Linked DNA regions of Homo sapiens: region 2 is linked to region 1. Evidence: read pairs that join two places in POLR2A ChIA-PET (ENCODE). Cell type or tissue: K562. All regions are shown on one strand.

The links. Peaks named below come from ENCODE experiments on the same cell type or tissue, not always from the same donor. Only the 100,000 strongest peaks of a DNase experiment are listed, where the experiment ranks them.
Region 2: POLR2A ChIA-PET joins it to region 1 with 6 read pairs; 3 of 35 experiments call an interaction of 5 or more read pairs at or near these places.

Annotation. Positions count from the first base shown.
Region 1 is chr6:135,375,341-135,379,340 of GRCh38, forward strand. The region is part of intron 23 of AHI1 (Abelson helper integration site 1); the gene reads right to left. Among named protein-coding and RNA genes, the nearest start is that of AHI1, 120 kb to the right of the region's middle. In K562, no CTCF peak of the experiment used is centred here; no DNase peak of the experiment used is centred here.
Region 2 is chr6:135,260,958-135,264,957 of GRCh38, forward strand. No RefSeq gene overlaps it. Among named protein-coding and RNA genes, the nearest start is that of MIR548A2, 24 kb to the left of the region's middle. RefSeq lists a silencer at 2,912-3,114. In K562, no CTCF peak of the experiment used is centred here; a DNase peak (open chromatin) is centred at 1,597.

The DNA of each region.
Region 1 (4,000 bases):
TCAATATTAGTATATATCATAAAAAGCCTCTGTAACTAAAATAATGCAATATTAACACGAGTAGCCATGTAGATGAACAGAATAGATTAAAATGTTTAGAAAAAGATTCAAGTACATACGGTTTATGAAGAAGAAGAGATGTTTTCATATACATGGTGTTGGGACAATATGTTGGGGACAAGTGGATGGACATTTTGAAAAATAAATTGAATCCATACTTTGCAACATTTGTACTGCAAAGTCAAAAGCCAAATGACAAAATGGGAAAAATATTTGTAGCCTTTATTATTGATAAATGACAAGGCTCCCTATTATGTCAAACGAAAGCATACAAATATACAATAAAGACAACTGGGAATATCAATATAAACTTGATTTTGTAAAAATATATTTTCAAGTTATGTTCACTGAAAGGATCTAGAAGGAATGATTCCCCAATAGCAATGAGTGTACTTAGTCCCAGATTTTAGTTTCTAAATTGCATTACCTACTAATAGTATCAGAGTTCTTTGGAGAAATGACTGATTCCAGCTCTGGGGTAGGGATAGTACCAGATGAACTTAGGACATTATAAGCACAGAAGTGCTCAAAGGCTAACTGGTTCATATCAAAGGACATAAGAGCAGGAATGAATGGGCTCTCCTTTGCCAAATTGGGGACAATTTGAGCCACACTCAAAAAATGTTAGAAAAGTAGTACAACAAATTGAATGAAAAAAACCCATAGTACTCATATAGAAAGAAAGACAGGAATGGGGGGCGGGGCGGGGCGCAGTGGTGGGGGCAAAGAAAACACTCTACTGAAGAATAAGGTGATAACAGCACTAGAAAACACCATTTTGTATCCTCAGCCCACTACAATAATTATTTCAGGCTAGGATCATCAATGGACACTGAAATCACTAAGTAGGGTTACTAAGCCCACTAAGTAAGGAACACACACAAAGAACAAAGGAAGGTTGGGAACAAGATATTCACATGGCCTTAAAGTATCATTCCACAGATTATTCAACAATTACAAAGAAAAGAAAATTAATTTTTACAATGAAGAGATCTGGTGTTCACCACCTTAATTAAGGACTAAACTTGACAACACCAAAAGTGGGACAAGCTGACATGATATGCACCCGATATGATGCAAACCATTTACATGTACTTTGTAGATTTTTTTTATAGTATTTTTGCCAAAAAAGTTTAGCCTGAATATAATCAGGATGAAATACATTCAAAATGTTGGACATTTTATAAGACAGTGGGTCGAAGGCCGGGCGCAGTGGCTCACGCCTATAATCCCAGCACTTTGGGAGGCCAAGGTGGGCAGATCACGAGGTCAGGAGTTCGAGACCAGCCTGACCAACATGGTGAAACCCCATCTCTACTAAAAATACAAAAATTAGCTGGGCTTGGTGACGCATGCCTGTAATCCCAGCTACTCGGGAGGCTGAGGCAGGAGAATCACCTGAACCCGGGAGGCAAAGGTTGCAGTGAGCTGAGATCGCATCATTGCAATCCAGCCTCGGTGACAGAGCGAGACTCCATCTCAAAAAAAAAAAAAAAAAAAAAAAAAAAAAAAAAAAAAAAAGTTGGTCCAGTTTGACTCAAAAGTCAATGTCATAACAACCAAAGAAAGATTCTAGATTAACTGATATTAATGACACGACAAGCAATTTAAGTATGAATCTGGACTGGATGCTGAATAAAATAAGCAAGCAAACAAAAAACTGCTTGAGACTTATTTGACACAATTACGGAAATCTGAATACGAACTGTTTATTAGATTAGAATCTTGGTTATTTTTCTTAGGTATGATAATGGTACTGTGGTTAGACAGTAAAATATCCTTACTTTAGCAAATGTATGATGAAGTTTTGGGAAGGAAGAAGAAAATGCAAATTTAGGGGTTTTATTTTACATTTTTCCAATTTTTTATGGTTAAAAAAAATTTCAAAATAAAGTTGGGGAATAATAGGCCCTGAATAGACATTTAATTATCTTACAGTAGGCAAACTGAATCTTCAACAGTTTTGCCTGAATAGACGATTATCTTACAGTAGGCCACCGAATCTTTAACAGTTTTGAACACTGTAAAATATTCCACATAAGCAGAGTAATCTGGCTTTGAGTTATTTATTTATTTATTTATTTATTTATTTATTTATGATACAGGGTCTTGCTTGGTTGCCCAGGATGGAGTGCAGCGGCATAATCATGGCTCACTGCAGCCTTGATCTCCTGGGCTCAAGTGATGCTTCCACCTCAGCCACCCGAGTAGTGGGACTACAGGCATGTACCACCACACTCAGCTACTTTTTAAATTTTTTTGTAGTAACGGGGTCTCACTATGTTGCCCAGGCTTGTCTTGAATTCCTGGCCTCAAGCAATCTTCCTGCCCCAACCTCCCAAAGTACCAGGCGCATGAACCACTGAGCCCAGCCTGAGTTCTTATTTTAAAAATGTCTCAGCATTATTAAAAGCAATTAGAAAACAAATAGAGCACTCCTTCTCAACTCTGGATTTATCAGATCACCTTCCTAAACATAAGAGAAAGCTAAAAAATTAATGCATGAATGAATAAATATTATATATTTATATTCTACATGTTGACTGCTCTATTCAATAAATTTACTATGTTTATTGAAAAATAATGTTTTCTGGGAAAATTACTGTCCCAACCAGAGATATCAGTTATTTATAATTCTCCATGATTAGTATTTGTTCCTTTACAATTAGAAAAAAACATACTTCAAGGGATAATTTATTAGTATAATATGCCCTGACTCTGGGGCCATTCTGCATGTATTAGAAGACTGGCTCTGACAATTGTTAGATATGTGATCTTGGACTAGTTATTTGCAACTCACATCTCTGGGAAGACCTTCTTGGGCTATGCCAGTCTTTAATAATCTGTATTATTTATTCCCAAATATTAGTCAAAAATAAAATTCACTGATAAAATGAATACATAAAGTTAGCAGATTTAATAGACTTCTAAACTAATGCCCAAATAATTTAATTGTGCTAACCAATAATCAAATACCAACTATACTAATTTCTACCTAAAACCATAAAGAGTTGCCTACAATTTTTAGTATTTGATAAATTTCCTCAGTAAACTCTAATATGGATTGAAGTCTGTTCAAATCGTATCGTTTGTGACATGCTCTATATATTCTATCTGAGGCTAGCAGGATGTGTTCCTAATAAAGCCTGCCACATATTTATTACACTGGCAAAGCCAACAAACTTCAATTCTGTGTGTTCAATCCTTAAAATATAATTTAATATCTGTCTTTAACATTATTTTAACAATAATGTTATAGATTGAAAGTAGATTAACAATAGATTAACATAGATTTAACAATATATTATGGACTGAAAATCAAAAGTATAAATATAACAAGGATAAGAAAGGTAAATTTATAATTTCAGTATTTCCTTTTTACTGATTTGTTATTACAATGCAGAGTTAAAAAAATACAACAACAAAAGAAGCTTCTTGTATTTTCTTGTTTCCTCCTTTTTTTCCTTACTGTCTTTCTGGGTAAGAAACATCCAAGTTATCCACCTCATAGTCACCCCTAATAGTTCTTAGTTTCTTTTCACTAAATAGCCTCTTCCAGCTTATCTCATTAACTCCCATGGGCTCAAATACCACACATATACCAATGACTCCTTCATCTATACTTACACTCTAAGCCTATATTCCAAAATACACTGTATAGTTCCTAGCACAGGGCTTGACTCATAGTAGGATATTTAATAAATGAGGTTCAAATGATTGAGCAAGCTATTAGATATCGTGTTTCAGAAATGCCATAATATCTTGTAGGCATTTCAAACTTAATATATCTAAAATACAATTCATTATCTTCCTCTCAATATTCCTGTATCTCCTATTTTCATTTATGGATTGCTATCCACTCATTCACCTAAATTAGAAGCCTCTGGCACCCTCAAATTCTACTTCTCTATCTTCACTCACATTCTAGACCTCCACGTTA
Region 2 (4,000 bases), 110 kb before region 1:
TTATTTTGTTTTTTTTTTTTTTTAAATAAAGACAGGGTTTCACCATGTTGCCCAGGCTGGTCTCGAACTCAAGAACTGAGCTCAAGCAATCTGCCTGCCTCCATCTCCCAGACTGCTGGGACTACAGGTGCAAGCCACTGCACCCGGCTACTTTTTAATTTTTCAAAATACTGCATTAAGAGTATTTATCTTGGCTGGGCGCGGTGGCTCACGCCTGTAATCCCAGCAGTTTGGGAGGCCGAGGCGGGCGGATCACGAGGTCAGGAGATCAAGACCGTCCTGGCTAACACGGTGAAACCCCGTCTCTACTAAAAAAAAAAATACAAAAAATTAGCCGGGCGTAGTTGCAGGCGCCTGTAGTCCCAGCTACTCGGGAGGCTGAGGCAGGAGAATGGCGTGAACCCGGGAGGCGGAGCTTGCAGTGAGCTGAGATCACGCCACTGCCCTCCAGCCTGGGCAGCAGAGTGAGACGCCATCTCAAAAAAAAAAAAAGTGTGTTTATCTTGATTACTGAGTTTTTTGATGCCCCTTAAATTTTGTGCCTGGGGTGCCTTGCTTGCCTCATCCTAGACCTGGCCCTGTTAAGAACCCCAGTTACAAGGGAGTCTTAGAAATACCGTTTTTAGCTTTTCATCCTCTGTGGTACTGACGGCACCATGGAAGAGGCTGGGATGAAGGTAGCACCATCTACGAGAGCCCTGTCAACTTGGCTAGGGCTGTAGAATCCAGCTGTTTGGTCAAACACCAGTCCAGATGTTGCTGTGAGGTATTTTAAATAAATATTTTATTTTGTAAGAAAAATAACAAACTTTTTTGGAAACAGTCTCTCTCTGTCACCCAGGCTTGAGTGCCATGTCCCTATCATAACTCACTGCAGCCTGGAACTCCTGGGCTCAGGCAATCCTCCTGCCTCACCCTCCCAAGTAGCTAGGACTACAGGTGTGAGTCACCACAATCACCTAGTTTCTTCATTTTTTGTAGAGACGGGGTCTCGCTATGTTGCCTAGGCTCGTCTTGAACTCCTGGCCTCAAACAATGCTCCAGCCTCGACCTCTCAAAGCGTTGGTATTACAGGTATGAGCTACCATGCTGGCTGTTATTTTTTAGATGTGACTGACATTTAAATCTCTGAGTAAAGCAGGTGACCCTCCCTAGTGTGAGTGGCCTCATCTAATCAGTTGAAACCTTCCATAGAGAAACCGAGGTTCCCCTCACTCCTAAGAGGAAGGAACTCTGCCTCCAGACTGCCTTCTGGCTCAAGACAACATCAGCTCTTGCTGGAATTTCCAGTCTGCCCTGCAAACTGCCGGTTCCCACCATTGTATGAGCCAGTTCCTGAAAGTAAATCTTTATCTCTATTTCTATTTCTGTCTCTGTCTCTATTGTCTCTATCCCTATCTCTATCTCTCCTCTTTGGTTCTGTTTCCTGGGAGAACCCTGACTAATACACTTGGAGGAGGTGACAGAGGTGAAGGGCCAGTCTGCTAGCTCTACCACGGTGGAGATGGAAGTAACAATACTGGGTAAAAATACCCTTCATATAGTAGGAGAGAAGGAAGAGGCTAAGTTGGTTCCCAGGTTCCTGTGTGGGTGACCGCGATAAGGACGACAGATGCAGTACCAGATATCTCCATGAGAAAACAGAGCACGTGCTCGTCGTCTTTGGAAGATGCCATTCCCTGATCTCCCACATGCAGCTCTGTTCCAATGCATGAGATCCACCCTGTGTATTTCACACGTTGGTTGCCTGGGACAAGTAATTTGGTTATTTGCTTGCTTATTCATTCATTAAATGCATGCTTATTAAGTGTGTCCTGTGTCAGGTACTATTGCAGGCTTGGGAGAAACAATGGTGAATGAAAGCTGAGATGGCTTCTTTCATGATGTTTTCAATCTAATTCAGAGAGATGTGACAAACAAACACAACACAAACAAAGGGAACAGTGTCAGATAGCGATGTGTGCAGCCGGAACAGTGAAACAGGGCAGTGTGATGGAGGTGCAGGGAGTAGGTGCTGCCTGACACGGCCACTCACGTTGAATATGCCAGGACCTCCATTCCAGCATCACATATGGTCTAAGTGTGGGGGAACATTGACCTGTCCTGTGTGTAATCAGCTAGAATGAAAGGAAAGAGCCCCAGCTTTATATGACAAGTTACTAAAGGAGAACCCGAGCCCAGGACAAATGTCTGTGATGAACACCTTCTTCCTCTCTTAGTCTATTCAGGCTAAAGTACCATAGGCTGGGCAACTTAGAAATACAGACTTTTTTTCCTACCCATTCTGGAAGCTGGGTGCCGGCAGATTTGTTGTTTGGTGGGGGCCTGCTTCCTGGTTCCTAGACGGTGTCTTCTAATGGTATACAAATGTGGTGGAAGGAGTGAGGGTTCTCTCTTGAGCCTCTTTTATAAGGGCACTCATCCTATTCATGGGAGCTCCACCCTTATGACCTAATCACCTCCTAAAGACCCTGCTCCCTAATATCATCACCCTGGGGGTTAGGATTTCAACATGTGAAACTGCAGGGGACATAAACATGCAGGCCATAGCCGTTCTCCATGCTGATAGGTAATGGGCAGTCACTGAATGAGTCTCTGTGAGGCAATGGAGGGGGAGCTGGGTGGCAAGGCCCAGGCCCAGGCTGAGTCTACAAAGAGCAGCATCAGGATCTGCCGGGAGACAGAAGCTCTTTGGGGTGAAGGTGATGCCTCTTCGTTGTTGTGTTTCCAGCAGCGACACAGCATTTGGCACATGGCAAGTCCTCTGTAAATACTGGTTGATGAATTAAGGAATCCCTTGGCTGAAGGTGGAGGGGACCGGCTACTGCGGGACCAGGGAGCCTTTGCATTTTGGATGATTTCTTCATACTTGGGAGAAGTATTTTCCTCCTTCCATAAGACAAGTCCCAGAGCCTTCCAGGTGGGAAGGACTGTCTGGCCAAATGACTCTGACTTTGTCTTTTTTATTTCAACACTTGCTGTTCCCTGGGGGACTACGATTCACTTTAATGCTCCCACCAAAGTGAGGCCAGCTAGTCCTTCCCGTCTGGGAGGCTTTCCTTAGGTTTGCCACCTTAGCACAGCTGAGATGGCCCGGGAATTTAGGAAGCCTTCTTTAGCTGCGAAGGGAGTGGAAAAGACGACTAAGCCAAGAGCATGCATGAGGAATAAAAGCGGTCAGGTTTCTGCTGTCTGGTATTCCTCATCTTTCTATAATTTTCTGGCTTTGGTGCTCCATGCTATGCAGAAAGAACACCAAAAGATGAGTACAGTTTTTCAGACAACCTGACTCAGCCCTAGGCCCATCTTCACAAATAGGGAACAAATCTTACTTCCCTTCCACACTGAAACGGGTATTTGCCATTAAGAAAAGATCACCGGATTCAACAAATCAAAGTATAGGGCACTCAGTTAAATTTGAATTTCATGTAAATAACACAGAATTCTTTGATATAAATATGTCCCAAATATTGCAAGTTCCAAATGTGGCACGAGGCATATGTATCTTAAAAATGATGTACTGTTTATCTGAAATTTAAATTTGACTGGGAGTCTTGTATTTTATCTGGCAACTCAAGGAAAAGATTTGAACCCTGCCACTAGCATAGGGCCTTTCCATTCAGGGCTCATCCCGGGTTCCTGCCTGAGGCCTCCACACCTCCCTCCAGAGTTTGGTGGAACTTTTATAACTGTTCCAATAAGTGGCTTCTCCCTTGACTGGAGACCCTACCCACCTCCATGCCTACACGCGCAGGGGTCCTCGCCTGTCTGGACAGAATCTCAATATCTGAATCATGCATGGAGCATACCAGCCACACAACAGGAATTACACACTTCATCACAGTTTATCTGGTAGGCGTAGAAGAGCTTCGTATTTTTCTTTGGGAACACAAAGCTCAGTTCCCCCAATGACCATGCTGAAAAATCCCAAGGACAGTAAGCTTCATGACAGATACAGTGGCTATTCAGAGGAGAACACATCAATTTCTCTTACATATCA